Linked DNA regions of Homo sapiens: all the other regions are linked to region 1. Evidence: read pairs that join two places in POLR2A ChIA-PET (ENCODE). Cell type or tissue: MCF 10A. All regions are shown on one strand. Links, peaks and the distances in the headings refer to the core of each region. The heading gives the core; the rest is flanking DNA.

The links. Peaks named below come from ENCODE experiments on the same cell type or tissue, not always from the same donor. Only the 100,000 strongest peaks of a DNase experiment are listed, where the experiment ranks them.
Region 2: POLR2A ChIA-PET joins it to region 1 with 12 read pairs; 2 of 35 experiments call an interaction of 5 or more read pairs at or near these places.
Region 3: POLR2A ChIA-PET joins it to region 1 with 29 read pairs; 2 of 35 experiments call an interaction of 5 or more read pairs at or near these places.
Region 4: POLR2A ChIA-PET joins it to region 1 with 10 read pairs; 2 of 35 experiments call an interaction of 5 or more read pairs at or near these places.

The regions. Positions count from the first base shown.
Region 1 is chr5:91,015,067-91,019,800 of GRCh38, reverse strand. The region is part of intron 85 of ADGRV1 (adhesion G protein-coupled receptor V1); the gene reads right to left. Among named protein-coding and RNA genes, the nearest start is that of LUCAT1, 300 kb to the left of the region's middle. In MCF 10A, for the core only: no CTCF peak of the experiment used is centred there; DNase peaks (open chromatin) are centred at 2,310 and 2,640.
Region 2 is chr5:90,936,953-90,941,686 of GRCh38, reverse strand. All of the region lies in intron 83 of ADGRV1 (adhesion G protein-coupled receptor V1), which reads right to left. Among named protein-coding and RNA genes, the nearest start is that of LUCAT1, 380 kb to the left of the region's middle. In MCF 10A, for the core only: no CTCF peak of the experiment used is centred there; no DNase peak of the experiment used is centred there.
Region 3 is chr5:91,077,388-91,082,121 of GRCh38, reverse strand. The region is part of intron 86 of ADGRV1 (adhesion G protein-coupled receptor V1); the gene reads right to left. Among named protein-coding and RNA genes, the nearest start is that of LUCAT1, 230 kb to the left of the region's middle. In MCF 10A, for the core only: no CTCF peak of the experiment used is centred there; a DNase peak (open chromatin) is centred at 2,871.
Region 4 is chr5:91,071,108-91,075,841 of GRCh38, reverse strand. ADGRV1 (adhesion G protein-coupled receptor V1) reads right to left here. Exons shown (of 90, transcript NM_032119.4): 86 at 3,238-3,395. Among named protein-coding and RNA genes, the nearest start is that of LUCAT1, 240 kb to the left of the region's middle. In MCF 10A, for the core only: a CTCF peak has its summit at 1,072; no DNase peak of the experiment used is centred there.

The DNA.
Region 1 (4,734 bases), core at 326-4,325:
GCTAACGATGTGGAGAAATAGAAAATAATCATTTTTTAAGGGTCATGTGCTCAGATAGCAGTATTTTCACTAACAACCAGTTTGTTTGAATGACATCTATCACCGAAATCCCAGGAATTTAAGGATTAAAAAATAATTACAAAACAGTTTCCAAGTCATCAGACTTTTATGAAAAAAGAGGGATCAAGTGGCATCATATCCATTTTTTTCCCACAGAAGAGAAATAACCAAGTAAATTAATGTACAGCAATGTTCAAAGCTATTACATCTGTTGCTGTTAGCCAAGGGCAAGAAGAGCTGTCTTAATGTTGGTCTCACTTTGCTCTAAAGTATAACAGACTCATCAAATAGTATAAGTCTTAAGGTAAGAAAAAGTGGTTAAAGGTGTTCTGGCTAAAATGATCATCCATACCAGATTAAAGGAGACAACAATCACAAAGGTGAATGCACAAAAAGCCCACTGCTACTTTCCTTACTACTTACTAATTATGGTGTACCTGTGTAACAGACATAGATGCTAGTTGCCAGTACATTTATTCCCTGTTCTTCTGGTAACAGCAGTTTAGAATTTCCTTTGAAATTCATGTGATTTCATCATAACTGACCTCATCTTCCCTGCTTTTGCTCTAGCCATGGGCATATGACCTGGATAATCAATGTTATCTGCTCTCCTAGCCACAATGATAAGTTCAGGCGTGGATATTGAATCCATGCAGCCAACAGGACTCCTATTTAGAACTTCTGTTGGAACTGTTGAAAAGAGAAACTATCTTTCTTCTGGACTGGTAGGCTGAAAGGATGAGAACCTGAAGCCACCAGCCATTATGTTGCCACCCTGAGGGAGGCATCTTACAGTGATGAAATGACCGATTTCTATAACACCGGCTCAACACCTAGATGGTGAAAGTCAGAATGCTGTGACATCTTGAACCTCTGAATTCAGCAATGATTGAAGCCAGTCATTCGCCAACTTACTTAAGCTTTAAGGCTTAAGCCATGGCAGTTTACACTGGATTTCTGTCATTTGTATTAGCATGAATCCTAAGTTTGCTTCATCAAATATAGGGATATTTATTTATTGAATCAGTATAACTCTGCTTTAGAAGACAGCTTCATAAAGGAATCCAAATGTGACTATTTAACAAAAGGATTTAAGATTAATTTCTTAATTTATTTGTATGAATGTCCAGTTGCATTTTCCCCTTTAGCTGACTTAGGGCAAACATGGTATGCAAGACCTACAAGTTTCTTCTTTTTAGAAATGCAAAAGTTGCCTTTCACACCTAAGAACCCAAAGCAAACACTACTTGAGGTCAAGATACTGTGTAACATAAATCTCAGCTTTTCTTTCAACACTTCTCTTGAAGAGGCTCTGCCAAAACCTCTCTCCCACTATGCTGCTATGTAAATCTCCCATATCCAGTTTACCAAAGGCATCTCCCATGGAATCTCTGGCCAGGTCCCGGGACAGCAGAAGGAACTGTTTGAGAAATTCATCTGGAGCTGAGCTGTCTGGAGCTTCAGTTAACTCCACATATTTAAGGGCAGGGAGAATTGCAGTCTAGGAAGACCCCCTGGGATTGCCTGTAGGACATTCATCTTTCAGAACAGACAAGGTCAGAAGAGAGAAAAGATGCTCAGAGACTTTCAGAAAAGGTATTTCCTTCCCTTTCAGAACCAGGTTCTTTATTAGGTCTCTGTATATCATTTTCTTTTTCTAAGTGAATATAGAAGATCCAGCATGTACTTGTTAAAAACATAGTAGGGTAGATTATGAATACTCTCAATATAATATATTTGTTTTACATTCTTTCAGAATATCATATATACTTTATACTGCTGAATATATAAAATTATAGTTTTCTGTTAACAATTTAGTTATGTTGACTGATTGGAAGTGATTCTTTTTCTTCTAGGTCCATAGCTTTCAAACCTCAATCTGCATTAGAATCCTCTGAGGACTTGTTCAAAGTGCTGACACCCAGGGCCCACACTAGACCTGAGAAATAAGAATCTCTGTAGGAGACTAGAAATCGAAATTTTCTAGTGATACAAGTCACCTGGAAACCACACACTGGAAAACATTGTCCTGGGGGTAAATTCACATCCAAGGGCATACATACATTTGTACCTTATAACTCTACTTAACAACAATTCACATCACTGGTGACATGTCTACATCTTGATGCTTTTATCATAAAATCCTATTTACCAAGAGGCACAGCACAGAGTTCCAAAGAGCATGTAATAATTGCTCTGACTGGTTGTTTTGCCTGCAATCACCCCCTGTATTCATGCCACGGGAGGATAAAGTGTTCCTGACTCACTGCTGAAGTAACAGCACAATATAAACAACTTGAGCTCTCCTTCAGATAGGAAAGCAAAAGACATTTCATAGACCCCCACAGATCCACTGGTACATTTTAAATGGAAAATTTATCATTTTTTTTTTGGTGCTTATTTTATACTTTCATTTTGAACATGGAATTACAAAGAAGTACTTGCTGTATTATCTTTCACATTAGAATACATTCTGCCAATTGTGGTCCAAATGTAGTTCATGTGGTTTGGCGGCTGGTCAATCAGTATTGCAAGACAGAACAGCACCTCTTAATGAAAAATATGTCAAAATTGAAAGTTTAGCAATAGTAGATTGAACAAGGCTCTTCATGAGTCACATATATCCATTTTGAAAGCCATGCTTGTAGTAAGTCATGTTTGAAATGTGTGTCAATTCTTGTGGACTGCTTGGTACTACTGAGTGCAATGGAACAATGATTTCATAAACGGTTCTCCCATTGGAACTCTTCAGTTTATATCCTGAATATCCCTACGTCTTCCAATCATATTACAGTCTAGATCAATGTTAAAGTTCTCTTCTCTGTTTCTCTGTTCCCTCATTAGCTTCCCTTTTCATCCCTGTACTTTCTCTTTTTACTAACACCAAGGATTAATATCAGGGACTACTTTTATTACTGTATCTCTAGTGTCTACTAGAGCAATTGGCACATAGAAGGTGCTTAAAAAATATTTATTGAATTGATGAACAACAAAAAAATGAACTAAATGACTTTCTTTTCTTTGGTCACATTATCTTTTATTCCATTTTAACTTAGTCTATATCCTCAAGCTGGAGCAGGTGAGCGTCATCTCTGATTTTCACCATTTGCCACAGGATACCTAAAATTCATCAATCTGACCTTTGGTAGGCTTATAGGATTGCATGTCTGTTTCTTCTACTAATGATGCAGAGGACAGTGAATGGTTTTCATGAAATATTGGCCAGCATTTCCCCTACCTCCAAAGTCCAGAGGTTTTCTTTGTAATCAATAATCAGCTTAAGGAAATTAAGACAGAAAAAGAGACCAGGTAAATGACCTGGGTCACAAGTAATTTTTCTCTGCATTTGTTCACATGTGTGTGAAGCTTGCAGGGACTGAGAACTAGGATGGGGGCTAGAGTGTGTAAGAACAAGGACCCTCCAGGGTCTGGTAATTTCTAAAGAACTTCCTACCACACAATACCTGAAACCAGATAATGAATAAATCCTTAAAAAACACAAGATATTGTTTGTCATTGTTAAGGCATGGCATGGTCCAAATTAGCCAATTAAAGGCTGATTAATAATTTAAAAAATATAAAAATCTTCAACTAAAATTTCACATCCAGCCAAATTAAGCTTCCTACATAAAGGAGAAATAAGATCTTTTTCAAATAAGCAAATGTTGAGGGAGTTCATTACCATCAGACCTGCCTTACAAGAGATCTTGAAAGGAGCACTAAATAGAGAAAGACTGTTACCAGCTAATACAAAACACACTTAAATACACAGATCAGTGACACTATAAAGCAACTTCACGAACAAGCCAGCATAATAACCAGCTAACACCACAATGACAGGACCAAATCCAAACATATCAATAATAACCTTGAATGTAAACAAGCTAAATGCCCCATTTAAAAGGCACAGTGGCAAACCAGATAAAAAAGCAAGCCCCAATTGTACGCTGTCATCTCACACATAATGACACCCATTGGCTCAAAATAGAGAGATGGAAGAAAATCTACCAAGCAAATGGAAAACAGAAAAAAGCAGAAGTTGCGATTCTAATTTCAGACAAAACAGACTTTAAACAAACAAAGACTAAAAAACACAAATAAGGGCATTAAATATTGGTAAAGGGTTTAATTCACCTAAAGGACCTAACTATCCTAAATATATATGCACCCAACACAGGAGCACCTAGGTTCATAAGACAAGTTCTTAGAAACCTACAAAGAGACATAGACTCCCGCACAACAATAATGGGAGACTTCAACATTCCACTGACAGTATTAGATAGACCATTGAGGCAGAAAATTAACAAAGATATTCGGGACCTGAACTCAAAGTTGGACCAAATGGATTTGCTAGACCTCTACAGAACTCTCCACCCAAAAACAACAAAATATACATTCTTCTCATCGCCACATGGCACATACTTTAAAATCTACCACATAATTGGACATAAAACAATCATCAGTAAATGCAAAAGAACCACAATCATACCAAACACACTCTCAAACCACAGTGCAGTAAAAACAGAAGTCAAGACTAAGACAATTGCTCAAAACCATGCAATTACATGCAGATTAAACAATATGCTCCTAAATGATTTTTGGGTAAAAAAATGAAATTAACAGAGAAATCAAGAAGTTCTTCAAAACTAACGAGAACAAAGATACAAAATGCCA
Region 2 (4,734 bases), core at 403-4,402, 78 kb after region 1:
TGAATCTTCAAATTCCTAAGGATGTCTGCATGGCAGAGTGTTTGTGTTAAACATTTCTCCCAGTTTTGTCTCCAGTCCCTGTATTTTTGGTTGGGGGATGGGGTTGGCAGTGACTCCTAGAGTGAAAACCATCCAGCAGGTTTTAAATAGTTTTGGATTGCTGCCTAGTAGTAGTAAACCCTGAAATTAATGAGACAGAACTGATTTGACAATGATGAGCTTGAAAGATACCAGAAGACCTATAATCACCTTCTTGCCCACTCAATTTAACTCATTCTTAAAAGTCATTCTCATTTTAAAAAATGGCTATTTGTATTTTAAATATTCACATGACTGATCATATAATGTTAATCAATTTGACTGCCTTTACTTAAGAAAGTCTTTTGTAACTTTAATTTTCACCAGGTGTTATAAAAGATATCCTGTCTCTATTTATTTAGAGCAAATGGAGTTTCTTTATGCACATTCTACAATATTGTAACTAGATATCGTTTTGAAGGAGTTTTATTTGCTTTGGATGGTGTTATCTGCTTAGACTTTTTTTTTTTTAAGTACTTTTCCTTGCCATGATCTTAGAAATTCTCTAAAAGCTGGTTTTGTTTTCATTTTTTTCTCAGGAAATGTCCAAAACTAAGGATGCTATTTTACCAGTATCCACATTCAGTTCTAAATGGGAGGGGGGAAAAAAGCAAATCTCAGGAGGGGAAATGCAAAAAGCACTGCTGTAGCACAAACAGCTACTTCTGTGTCTCCTTCACAGAAGAATAAGAAGTTTGTGAAAACATTAGGCCTATAACCACACAGTTAAATTACATCCTCTAAATGGCCTTTACAGTGAACCTGAGAAATGAGGCAGTGGCTGAATGTAATTCCCCTCTGAGTGTGAATGCTCCTCCTTCCTGTGCTGGTCCCACCTCTTTTCTCTGTGTCACTACTAACTAGTGCCGGTTCAAACTGGCTGGCTCCAGCCTTTGCAGCATCCTTTCTCTCCTTCTGTGGGCTTTTGTTTGAGTTATAACAGAGCAAGGCTTTTTGCTTCCATGCAGTTTGTGAAATTAATCCACAAACTGAAAAACATCACAGTATATCACTCAATAATTTATTATTGACCTGGTTACCTGAAAAAAATACCTGGTACAAAACACCACCCTATTTATACCCAGTGCATATATGTTTACAATTAAACAGAGCATTGTACTGAAACTCAGCCAACTCACCTGTATAAAGTCCCATTGCTGGCAATGGCCAAGTATGGAATAAGAAGCAGCAGCAACAAAATCATGGATGATTCATAAATTCACAGTAAATGCCAACCATACCTGGCCTTTTGACTTAGCTTGGATTCTTAGTGAACACTAGATAGTAACACAGATAATATATTTTCTCTTTGTGGAATAGTTTGAACACTGAGTGTGCTCTTGTATTTCACAAAATCAAAGCAACTCATATTTTGGTTACAAGACAGAATCAGATTTATATCCAAGTCCTCAAAAGACAGTCAGTGAGGGGAGGTAGATTCTTAGCCTGAAATAACTGCAGTTCTTTTACTGCTCTGCTAGTCTGCAATAAATGCTAGGAGCTGTTTACAGGAACAGTTCTTCAGAAGAAAACAAGTCGACAATGCATTTTGAAGGCCTAAGGAAAATAAGAAGACCAAGTTATATGCTTGAGAAAACACGTTATTTCTGAACTATGTGAAGATATGAGGCTAGGTAAGAATGACAGGAACTTCTTACATGGAGAACTCTAAAATGGCATCAGGTTTGAAGGACAACATATATATGTCTAATCTCTCTTAATCTCTCCAGGAAATCAGATTATTGTCTATTTTCCACATGAGGCCACAGAGAATAATGGTCTAACTTACAGGGCTTTTCTAAGGTTCACATAAGAGTAGGACAAGAAAGTGTTTAAAAACCTGGAAATCACTATTCAAGTATCAGGTATTATTATTTTAAAGTCAAGTAAAAAAAAGCAATTCTGCCACCTGTACAGCATCTAAATTTTCCCCTAAAAGGTTGTTTATGAATTCTAAATATTATTCCCAGATGAAGAGAGACTCTTTATCCTAAGTTATCATTTTTTCCCATTTGCTTTCATAGTACTTTATATCCTTGTCATTTAGAGCATTTTATTTACAGTAACATTAATCCACAAATATCTTCACAAAGCAGAAGAAATTCAAATTGCATGGAAAGTCAGCTGTGAGCCTAGAGTGGAATTCACATTTCCTGACCTTCAGTTTAGTGTTCCATCTGTTAGGCGCTGGTATTTGAATAATGAACTCAAATTAACCTAATCGTCATTGCTCAAAAATTCATTAATCACAGCAGCAGATCAGAACAAAATGTGTAAGTCAGTGAAAACTAATACCCTAAAACTGCTTTTAAGAGTGATTTCTCACACAGCTACCTAATTAATGAGAGAAACTCTAATCTGTATCTTGTATCTAATTAAATATGGGCCCCTTCTTTGATTATGTTTTAAAATGTAACTTTGAGGTTTAAACTGACAATGTGCTTCCCTTTCATTGCTTTAGTTTAACTTTGTTTTCAAAGCTGGAAGAAGTGAACATGTTTTCTAAAACTGGCACCTTTGATTGATAGACAAATAAAACAGATTATCAGTCTTCTCCTGTGCTTATTTTATCTTAAATCCATAACAATAACATTAGAATAACTGATAGTCTTCCACCAGCATAGATTTACTATCGAAAATAGAGAAACACAAGTATATATGTATGTGGTTAGGATTTCTTGTGGCAGGTTTCTAGAAATGTAATAAGAATAAAAGTGGCTTCCCCTAGATATACTTCCTGGGTTGAAAGATAACAAAAGCAGATCCTAGAATCATCACTTTACTTTTCCTACCAATACTTTGTAAAATAAACAATCCTAGAATTATACTTTCTTCAGTGTTTCAGTGATTAATAAAAACCCTCTCTGAGCAAAGCTATTATTAACAATAAGCTGGAATGTAGGTTCCAAGAGGGTAGAGATTTTATATGATCTGTCTGCTGTCATATATCCAGTGCATAGAGCAGTGCCTGGCATATAATAGGTGCTCAATAAAATATGTGTTGAGTGAAAGGGAGAGGGGAATTAAGCAGAGGTTCTGGCTGAGGGAGCACCATCATATCCAGACTAGATCACAGAAAGCTTTCATACAAGTATTCACTGGGGAAGTCTTTAAGTAATATCTTTTGGCACTCAAACATCGCCAGTCTCACTGTTATCTTTTCCCTCCAAAAAACCATACTTTTCAATGTTTATGGTAGTATATTGCATTAGGAAGTAAATTATAAGTAACAGCCAAACAGTTCTAAGATTAAGCCAATCTAAATAAGAATAGCTTCAAGTTAATTCAAAGTAAACTTTTCAGAGCCATGAGTACCAACATGGATGTAAGGAAAGAAAAGGTTGCTTTTGTCCTAATTGACATTAAAAACTATTGAATGACAGACAACTCCAAAAAATTTTTTTTTTATTTTCCCCTCTTACTCAACCAGGCTGTTTGGGACTCTCAGTTCAAGATGCACAATGAGTTCAAGCAGGAAAGTCCACTCTAAATACATACCAATGATGGATTAAAAAAATAAGGTTGGGGAGTAAAAATGATGCCAAGGACAAATACAAGCAAACATTTTTTGTGAACCAGAAACGGAACAAAAATCAAGACACTGGGCAGGTACAAATAAAAGGCAATTAATAAAATCAACAATTTGAACATAAATGCACTTTAGATAAAATTAACTTTATGAAACAATCTGACAAAGGTATTAAAAGAATATGCTAACAATGACCAGAAATTAATAAAGACAAAACCGTCAATAAAAACAATGAATTCATAAAATATACACAGTCAGAAGTGAAATAAGAATAGGTAAAGATGAAAAACACAAAGCTTAAAACTGAAAAAAATACAATCACTGGCCGGGCGCTGTGGCTCACGCCTGTAATCCCGCCACTTTGGGAGGCCAAGGCGGGCGGATCATGGGGTCAGAAGATCGAGACCAACCTGGCTAACACGGTGAAACCCCGTCTCTACTAAAAATACAAAAAATTAGCTGGGCGTGGTGGTGGGTGCCTGTAGTCCCAGCTACTTGGGAGGCTGAGGCAGGAGAACGGCGTGAACCCGGGAGGCGGAGCTTGCAGTGAGCCGCGATCACGCCACTGCACTCCAGCCTGGGCGACAGAGCTAGACTCCGTCTCAAAAAAAAAAAAAAAAAAAAATACAGTTACTGCAATTAAAAGATACAATAAATGGGATAACTTTAAACTGGGATCAAAGGGTGAATTAATGAAGGGGTAACAAAAACTAAGGAACTTACCCAGAATGCAGCACAGAAAGATAAGGCTTAAAATTATGATGTAATATTCATGCTACAGAAAAGACCTCCAACAAATCTTCCAGAAAAAGCGAATGAAGGAAATAGTAAAAGTATATGAAAAGTATTGCTGAGAATTTTCCAGAATTAAAGAAATACATAAGTCATTAGGTTGAAAGTACAAAGTACTAAGTAGAAAAAATAAGGATCAAATATATAAGGTTAAACCTAGATGAATATATATTGTAATGAAACTGGAGAATCTTAAAGTCTAGTAGAAGGAGAAAATACAAATTATCTACATTAGAATAATGGACTGACAATAAACTTCTTACTGGTTACAACAGATGGTAAGAAACAATGAAATGATATTTTCAAGGTGTTAAGGAAGTATAAGTATTAACCTA
Region 3 (4,734 bases), core at 520-4,519, 62 kb before region 1:
CTAAACAACAACATCTTTGTTACCCTCAGATATTAGCTTTAAGTGTGTATCACATTAGCATATCTTCCACTAACACCTTACTGAAGCCTATTTATCATGGGTATCAAGATGGAAATTAGTTTCAATTCTATTCCGTCTCCTCTCTCATCACCATAAGTGATGAACTCAGCAAGCAACAGTGAATTTAGTTGTGCTATTTAAGTCAAGTTTTATCAGAAGTCATATCACTTTTAGGTGGCAGCACTAGTTAAGTATGGTTAGGACATTAAAGACTATGTGGAGAAGTAGTGAATATTTATTTTATTTTTTAAATTTTTATTTATTTATTTACTTTTGAGACAGAGTTTCACTCTTGTTGCTCAGGCTGAAGTACAATGGCATGATCTTGGCTCACTGCAACCTCTGCCTCCCGGGTTCAAGACATTTTCCTGCCTCAGCCTCCCAAGTAGCTGGGATTACAGGCGTCTGCCACCATGCCCGGCTAATTTTTGTATTTTTTGTAGAGACGGGGTTTCACACTATGTTGGCCAGGCTGGTCTCGAACTCCTGACCTCAGATGATTCACCTGCCTCGGCCTCTCAAAGTGCTGGGATTACGGGCGTGAGTCACCATGCCCAGCTCCTGATTTTTTCCTTTTATTCTATAGCCTAATGATTGTCATTAGATGATTTTATGACATGGCCAATTTTGCTTTTTAGAATGCTTCAGTGTGGAATGGGGATAGACAAGAATTGAACAATATTGGTCTCAAGACAGCTGTAATAGTCTAAGGATGAGATGATGGGAGACATCACCAAGGTGCTATGGACTGAATTGTTTCCTCCATCCCCCAAATTTGTATGTCGAAGCCCTAACTCCCAATGCAATGGTATTTGGAGATGAGGCCTTCAGGAGGTAATAATCTCATGAAGGTGGAGCCCCCATGATGGAATTAGTGTCCTTATAAGAAGAGACATGAGAGGGTTCTCTCTCATCCATGAGAGGAGAGAGCAAAATGTCCATGCAAGCCTCGCCAGGACCTGAATCAGCTGACGCCTTGATCTTGGACTTCCAGTCTCTGGAACTGTGACAAATAAATGTCTGTTGTTTAGGACACCCAGTCTATGGTATTTTGTATGGCAGCCTGAGCTAATACACCAGGCAAAATCATGAAGAAAGGGAGGGGAACATTTGAGAGATATTGATGAAGTGTAGAGAAGAAAGGAGTTACATATCTGACTGCATTCTGTACCAATTACATATTGAAAGGGTTCTTATACTAATAAAAATACTAACACATATTGAGGACTTAGTATGTTTCAGGAACTATACTAAATACTTATATGAATTAAAATTTTATCTTTCACACAACTGTACGAAATTAAATAGTGTTATTACACCTGCATTACATATGAGAATAGTGAGGAAAACTAGGGATGTTTTGGTACCATAAAGAGGGGCAATCTTTCTTGGAAATCAGAAGATTAAGTAGAAGATGAAGGAGTAATTTTCCAACCCTGATCACTTCAAGTTTTTTTTTTTTTTTTTTTTTTTGCAGGGTGTGCGGAGCTGGGTGTAAAGTCTAATACTACTTTTATGAAATTAGAGTTCTCTAAGTTTAAAATTTAATGTTTACATGTCACTATTACCAAGAAGAGTTTTGAAAACAAAATGGTAAGGGCAGAAGTATTGATGTGAACAACAATGGCAGCTCTGGAGAGCTTGTGAATCAACCTCTGATTCTAATCCCACAACTGAGCAGCCCTGTAAATGTGAAAACGTTTCTAAGCCTCTCATTTCCTTGATTTCCTTGTCTGACTAGAGGAAATCATACCTGCTTAATAGGCTTCATGTAAAAATTGAGATAAAATGTTTGATAGCAAACTAGTTGACTATAGTTAACAACATGTATTGTATATTTCAAAATAGCTAGAAGAGATAACTTGAAATGACCCCAGCACATTGAAATGATAAATATTCAAGGTGATGGACATCCCAAATACCCTGACATGATCATTACACATTCTATGTATGTTACAAAATGTCACATGTACCCCATAAATATGTACAGATATTATGTACATATATATATATATTAAACTGAGATAACATACGTGAAATTCTTAACACAGTGCCTGATGAATGGTGAATCGTAATGGGTGGCAGTGATGATGACAATAACCATGATGTGGACCACCAAGGTGCAAAGGGAGATGCACACCTGCACTTACATGCAGTGCCAGCCCTTTACTCTTTCTCTCACCCCCGTCCCATATCCATGCTCTATGCCCTCTGTCCACCTAGAAAAAAGATGTCAATTAAACATAATAGTTTAGTACTGAAATAGCCAGAGTTGGGGATTACCTTTGTCCTCATCCATCTCCAATTGAGACTGGTAAAAGGCAGCTCACTAAAGTAAGAAATCCAGGAAACCTGAGTTCTAGAAAGGCCCGGTCTGCCACAAGTGGTCAGCCCCTTTTCCTTCTTGGCTACATTGTAAATCAGGGGTGTTTCAACAGAAATTTAAACCTTCTCTCAAAAATATGATTTTCCTTTTTACTTTTCATGATGATGTGCAAAGCCTTAGGCAACTCCTGATGTTATTGTTCTAGGAGTTTTTCATGAGCAGTATCAAATCCTAAGTGTTTTCAGAAACAATAATGAAGAAAACAAACACTGAATGACTACACATCATCTTCCAGGCAGAGAGATTTCTGATATGAATCTTCGAGGATTGAGATCAAAAACCTAAGCAGAGAATGGGCATCCATATGTATGTGTTTTTAACATGTGGGATTTCCCCCACCACTATTGGCAAAATGTGGGAAGAGTGAACTGTGCTTCACAAAGATTTTTTCAAGCTTGAGTGGGAGTGTCTGTTCACGGTTGAGTGAGAAGCTGGGGTTTTCCTTAGGCCCCAAGGCATTGTTTTTTTAAAATGTTATTTTCAGAAATGGAGCTTGGAGTAGACTGCAAACAGGCATCTAACTGCCAAGGACATGTGAAACCTGTAATGTTGGTCATTCTGGATCCTATTCAAGTACATACTGTTACTGGGTAAGATCACTTTTACTTTACTTTAGCAGAAGCCCCAATTCTGCTTTAGGAAAAAAAATCATATCATGTTTTCCCATTTTTATTTATAAATCCTGAAGGTTTCTGCAAGCAGTAACATTTAAAAGGACAATGACATACTTACAAGTTTGATGTGAGAATAATGAGGATATTGAAACACCAGAATGTTTCAGCTACTGACTGCTTCAAATAAGCTAGCACCAAACTTAGTGACTTAAAATAATGTACTATTTCTCCCAATTCTGCAATCTGGGCTAGGCAGGTTTTCAACTCTGTGTGGTGTCCATTGGGGATGGAACCTACAAGAAGCCTTCTTCACTCACATGTCCATGTCTGGAATCAGAGCTGGTTTGCCTGACACAACTGGAGGCTGGCTGAGCCTGCCTTTGCACATGTCTGCTGCACATGGCCAGCGTGGGGTTTCTACCACCGTGGTGGTCTCTGGGTAATTGAACTTAGATGGTGGCTTCCAAGAGGAAGGAATCTAAAACTGCCATTCATCTTAAAGTCTAGGCCCATTATGAAAAAGCATCACTTCCATCACATTACATTGGTCTAAGCAAGTCCAAAGACAGTCCAGATGTAAAAGGATGAGAACTAGTCTCCATCCTTTGATGTGAGGAGTAGCACCTACATAAAAGGAGAAAAGTAACTGATGGCAGCCATCTTTGGAGACTGAAACACAGTTTATTTTATTTACCAGGAGCTCTTTCCTTTCCCTCTTTTTCCTTTGGATTTCATTTCCTTTGCTCTATTTGAAATTTTAAAAACGACAAGAGTAAAAAAGGCACTCAACTTTAGGATGTAAGGGATGAGCATTTACAATATTCACTATAAAAAGTTTTCAATAATTTTTATAATAATAATAAAATATTGATTTATATTACTATTGTTGTTCACTCTAAGGTTGAAGAAATGGAAGCATTCATCCTCAAATAATGCTCCCATGTAAGAGATGTGGCCATTACAGTACCAGGAGATTCTAAATACCTCAGGTTCACATTACATGACTAGCTGGATCCAGCCACATTTCCATTTTCATATATCATATTGAAACCTATGTGTGGGATTTTTAGAAGAAGGGGATTTGTAATCATCTACTTTCTTTCTTGATTGAAATGAATTTTCCTCTCCTGATCCATGAATCATTCCTCATATAAGAACTGGATCATGAATCAGAAAGGAGTCAGTAAATTCTAATGAGCCTAAAAAGAGAGACATGCTTATCGTTGCCAGAGATCAAAACCAAGCCCGAAAATTACAGGCTTTGTTTAAAATGCTGCTTGAGATATTGAAATTTAGTTCAGGTACATACCTTTATCATAACTCATTCTCACTGCACATCCACCCACTGAAGGGAAGAGGAGGCAAGTGATTCTCATTAGGAGCCACTGACCTTCAACAATTTGGTTCATGGCAGTCAAAGGGCCACAAAAAGCCGAGTTGTCCTGTCCCAGGCCATGCTCAGGGAGGGAAGGGGTTGACAGTGGGCATCTATAGCACTGAGTGTATTCCATTTATGAGGTGCTTATTCTTTGTTCTCCCCATTCCTTTGGGTTTCACTGAGTTTATTTGAACTCTGTTTGAAATTAAGGGATGTTGAGAACAAAAAAGTCACTCAAAATACACGGTGTAAGGGATGGTTACTTGTATTCATTATAACCAGTGAACAAATGTGAT
Region 4 (4,734 bases), core at 486-4,485, 56 kb before region 1:
AACTCTTGTAAGCTAAAGGGACTGGACTTTTTTTTGGGGCAATGAGAGAAACCTTGACTGAAATGCTGGAGAATGAGAAAATCCACTTTATATTTTTAAAATGTAGACATCTGAGATAATGAAATGGAGAAGAAAAAGAGTAGAACCAGAGATACCAATCAGAAAACTGCTGTGGAAGTCCAAGTATAATGACTATTAGAATAAATTGCCATGGGAATAGGGGAATTAGAAATATCACACTTTTTAAATTTGTAACACAACAATAGGGCAATGCTTCTATTCACATTTTATTGCAAGAGAGGGTTCCCTCATTAAGATACAACTGTGCTGGAACTTTTGCCTTATATTCAATGCTTGAGGGCTATCTTTTTCTGATAATCAGGGTACTGTTTTATCTACTATATCAGTAATGAAGCATATTCAAGAGGTGCAGGGGTGATTTAGGCATTCAAAGAATTAAGTCACTATGTTAGGCCCCTATGTTAGCATTATTGAAAACATGCAAACATTGGCACTTTTACATTATATATAAAACAATAAATCTTGTCACTTAGAGGAAAAAACAAACCACCATTCTCCCCCCAAAAGAATGTACATTTTAATAAGATGAATCCCAAGTTGATTAAAAGCATAGCTTCTGAAATGGGACCTAATTAAACTAAAGAGCTCCTGCACAGCAAAAGAAATTATCAACACAGTAAAAAGGCAACCTACAGAATGGGAGAAAATTTTTGCAAACTATGCGCTCACAATGGTCTAATATCCAGAACCTATGAGGAACCTAAACAAATGAACAGGCAAAAACCAAACAAGCCCATTAAAAAGTGGGCAAAATACATGAACAGATACTTTTCAAAAGAAGACATATGTGCCATGAAGAAGCCAACAAGCATATGAAAATGCCCAACATTGCTAATCATTAGAGAAATGCAAATCAAAACCACAATGAGATACCACTTCACACCAGTCAGAATGGCTATCATTAAAAAGTTAAAAAATAACAGATGCTGGCAAGGCTGTAGCGAAAAGGGAATGCTTGCTTATACACTACTGGTAGGAATGTAAATTAGTTCAGCCATTGTGAAATGCAGTTTGGCTGTCTCTCAAAGAACTCAAAGCAGAATTACTACTTGACTCAGGAATCCCATTGCTGGGTATGTACCCAAAGGAATAGAAATTGTTCTACCATGAAGACACATGCACACATATGTTAATCACAGCACTATTCACAATAGCAAAGACATGAAATCAACCTAAATACCCATCAGTGGTAGACTGGATAAAGAAAATGTGGTACATATACACCATGGAATATTATGCAGTCATAAAAAACCGAGATCATCTCCTTTGCAGCAACACAGATGGAGCTGGAGGCTGTTATCCTAAGTGAACTAACAGAGGAAGAGAAAACCAAATACCACATGTTCTCACTAATAAGTGGGAGTAAATATTGAGTACATATAGACACAAAGACGGGAATAAGAGACACTGGGGCCTACTTGAGGGTAGAGGGAAAGAGGAGGGTGAGGACTTAAAAACTACCTATTGGATACTGTGCTTATTACCTGGGTGGTGAAATAATCTGTACACCAAACCCCCATGAGGTGACATGCAATTTATCTACATAATAAACATGCACATATACCTCTCAACCTAAAATAAATGTAAAAAGAAAGAAGTTACATTTTTAAAAAGTAATTTAAAAAATAAAGAGTATTAAAACTGAAAAAACAAGCATAGCTTCTAGATAACTTCTGTGTCCCGTGAAAAAGTAGAATTTATACATTGAATATTTTTTATTAAAGGAGTTAAGATTAATTAATTAACCTTAAACAATATTCCTCGGCTGGGCGTGGTGGCTCACGCCTGTCATCCTAGCACTTTGGGAGGCTGAAGCAGGTGGATCGCCTGAGCTCAGGAGTTCAAGACCAGCCTGGGCAATGTGGTGAAACCCCATCTCCACTGAAAATACAAAAGTTGGCCAGGCATGGTGGCACATGAATGTAGTCCCAGCTACTCAAGAGGCTGAGGAAGGAGAATTGCTTGAATCTTATAGGCAGAGGCTGCCGTGAGCCAAGATCATGCCACTGCACTCCAAGCTGGGTGACAGAGTAAGACCCTGTCTCAGAAAAAAAAGAAAATTCTGCCAACACAATGATTGCATGCTAAATGAGAAAGAATTAGAAAAGAGATGGCTAGATACTGCTATGCTACAAACTATCCCACAAAGTAATACAAACGAGTGTCTTTTCTTTATACTACAAGGAAAATCCTTTTGCATATTAACTGATCAAGTTCAGGAACTAGAACTGCATTACATTAGAGTGACGCCCTGTAGCTACTGAGCCCCTAAAAATGTATTAGACACTATTCTAGAGACCTTATATATGCTACTTGCTTAAACTTTGACAAGCACTTAAAACGTGAGGAATTCCTCTAAGACTGTCATTCATTTGGCTTTAGACTTGTAAAACTTTAGAAAAAAGAAGACTTCTGTTCCTCATTGGCCCAAGAGGGATCCTCTACTCCCAGCTCTTAAGCTGCTCCCTAATATCCCAGTCACTCACATAACATTTTACAGAGCATTTTCTGTATGTAGGTGTGTGGCTATTGCTTCTAGTTAAGAAAATTCCTGAGGGACTCTAGTCTAAAAACAATAATAAAAAGAATCAGATCATAAAAACCTCTGTTAGGTATGATTCAAAGGGAAAAAATGAGCTGTAGTGAAAGCCAATTTGAACTAGAAAGGCTTGCACTCTTAAGTAACCAGACATGTGTAGCCACTCATGTAGCTGTCTGATTACATGTTTTTAAACATCTGTCAGCACAACCAGAGCTCTGCATGCACACTCATGAGCACTGCGGAGGTTTGTTAAACTGTGCAGAAGTCTCAGAATCGGAGAGAAATGAACAGATTTCACAGGTAGAACACAAGTTATTATTGCTTCACTTAATGAAAGCTTGGGAAGTGGCTCCCAAGGCTGCGACTCATTTACTTGGATATCAATATCTTAAGGACAAAATTGGAATGAACAATAAAACCTACAGAGCCCTGAAGAAAGGGAGACATCAGAGGTACCAAGAAGCAGGAGAAACTGGAGAGCTATAGCTTAACTTGTGGCTTCAGAGCTGAAAGATGAGCCGAACTTCCCTCTTTTTGATAAAAAAAATTCAGTGACATTTTCCCACCATTAAAGCGTTTCCATCTCCAAAGTACAAATATAGTTCCTTTCAAACCTGCAGCATTTGTCCTTCCTCTGAAGACATCATCATATGCTTTCCACTGTGGCTTCACCTGGTAGGCATGGATGAACACCACGAACACCACCACGAGGCACGTCAAAGGAACAAGAGCTGCAGTGAACAAAGCAGCATAGACGTTTGGAATAAAACACCTGGAAGAGAAATGAGAAGAAGTAACTCAGACACTTTCAGCGCAAATATTTCTAAATGCAGAATGTATCACATCACTACTTTATACTAGCTCTTTGTATCCAGATGCTGGCAACATCAGATTTTTGGTTTGCCAAACTGAAGTTTTGTTTGAGTACAACATCTGATTAAATCTAGCCCACTGCTTCACACAGTAGGTTCCCTGGAACATTCACCTCTTGTAAAGTTCAGAAAACTTCAAAAAAGCTTATGGCCAAATAAATTTGAGAGATGCACACTATATACATCTCATAGAAGTTAAGGGTACATATCTGTTCATTTTAAAAAGGCCACAGAAAGTCATGGAGTCAAGAGATCTGGGCTCTGAAATCAGGCTATTAAATCCAGCACCACATCTTAAAAAAAAAGAGTCACTTTAGATATACTTTTTAACTTCTCTGAACTGTCTCTCATCTTTAAAATAAGGATTATAGGCGGGGTGCAGTGGTTCATGCCTGTAATCCCAGCACTTTGGGAGGCCGAGGCAGGCAGATCCCCTGAGATCAGGAGTTCGAGACTAGCCTGGCCAACATGGTGAAGCCCCGTCTCTACTAAAAATACAAAAAAATTAGCTGAGTGTGGTGGCAGGTGCCTGTAGTCCCAGCTACTTGGGAGGCTGAGGAGGGAGAATTGCTTGAAACCGGGAGGCAGAGGTTGCAATGATCCAAGATCATGCCACTGCACTCCAGCCCAGGTGACAGAGGGAGACTCCATCTCAAAAAAAAATTAATAAAATAAAAATAAATAAATAAAATAAGGATTATAATAGCATCTGCAACAAAAGTTAGTTGTCAAGATTAACCGAAATAATTCACATACAGCATTTAGTAAATTTTGTTTAACCCATCATTTCTAGACTTCAACGAAAATTAAACCCTTCTCCTTTTTCACACACACATGCACACACAGATACACAGACATATGGTCATGCTATAGGACTAATGTGCCCTGGAACACACTTTGGGAACCACTGATCTAGTCATGCCCAGCTTATGTTTCAAATTAGTTGGTGGATTCCAGGGAGAGTACCAGGTTCCTTTCTATTTCCTTCCTCTATTTAACCTCAAAAGAAGAAGAATGCCATCAGGATTTATGGCCATGGGGCTGATGACAAAGTCACTGTGTCCTATCAATGACTGATCATGTCTGCAGGGACCTCTCTTGACCTCTCTGGCCCCTCAGGGTAAAAGGTCACAGAGACCATTGTTGCTCCTGCATAGGAGGAGGCCAAGCTACCTGCTCTCTCCCCTCCACCCCCTCTCCCTTCTCTCCCTTTCTATTTCCTTCCCTCTCTCTCCATTT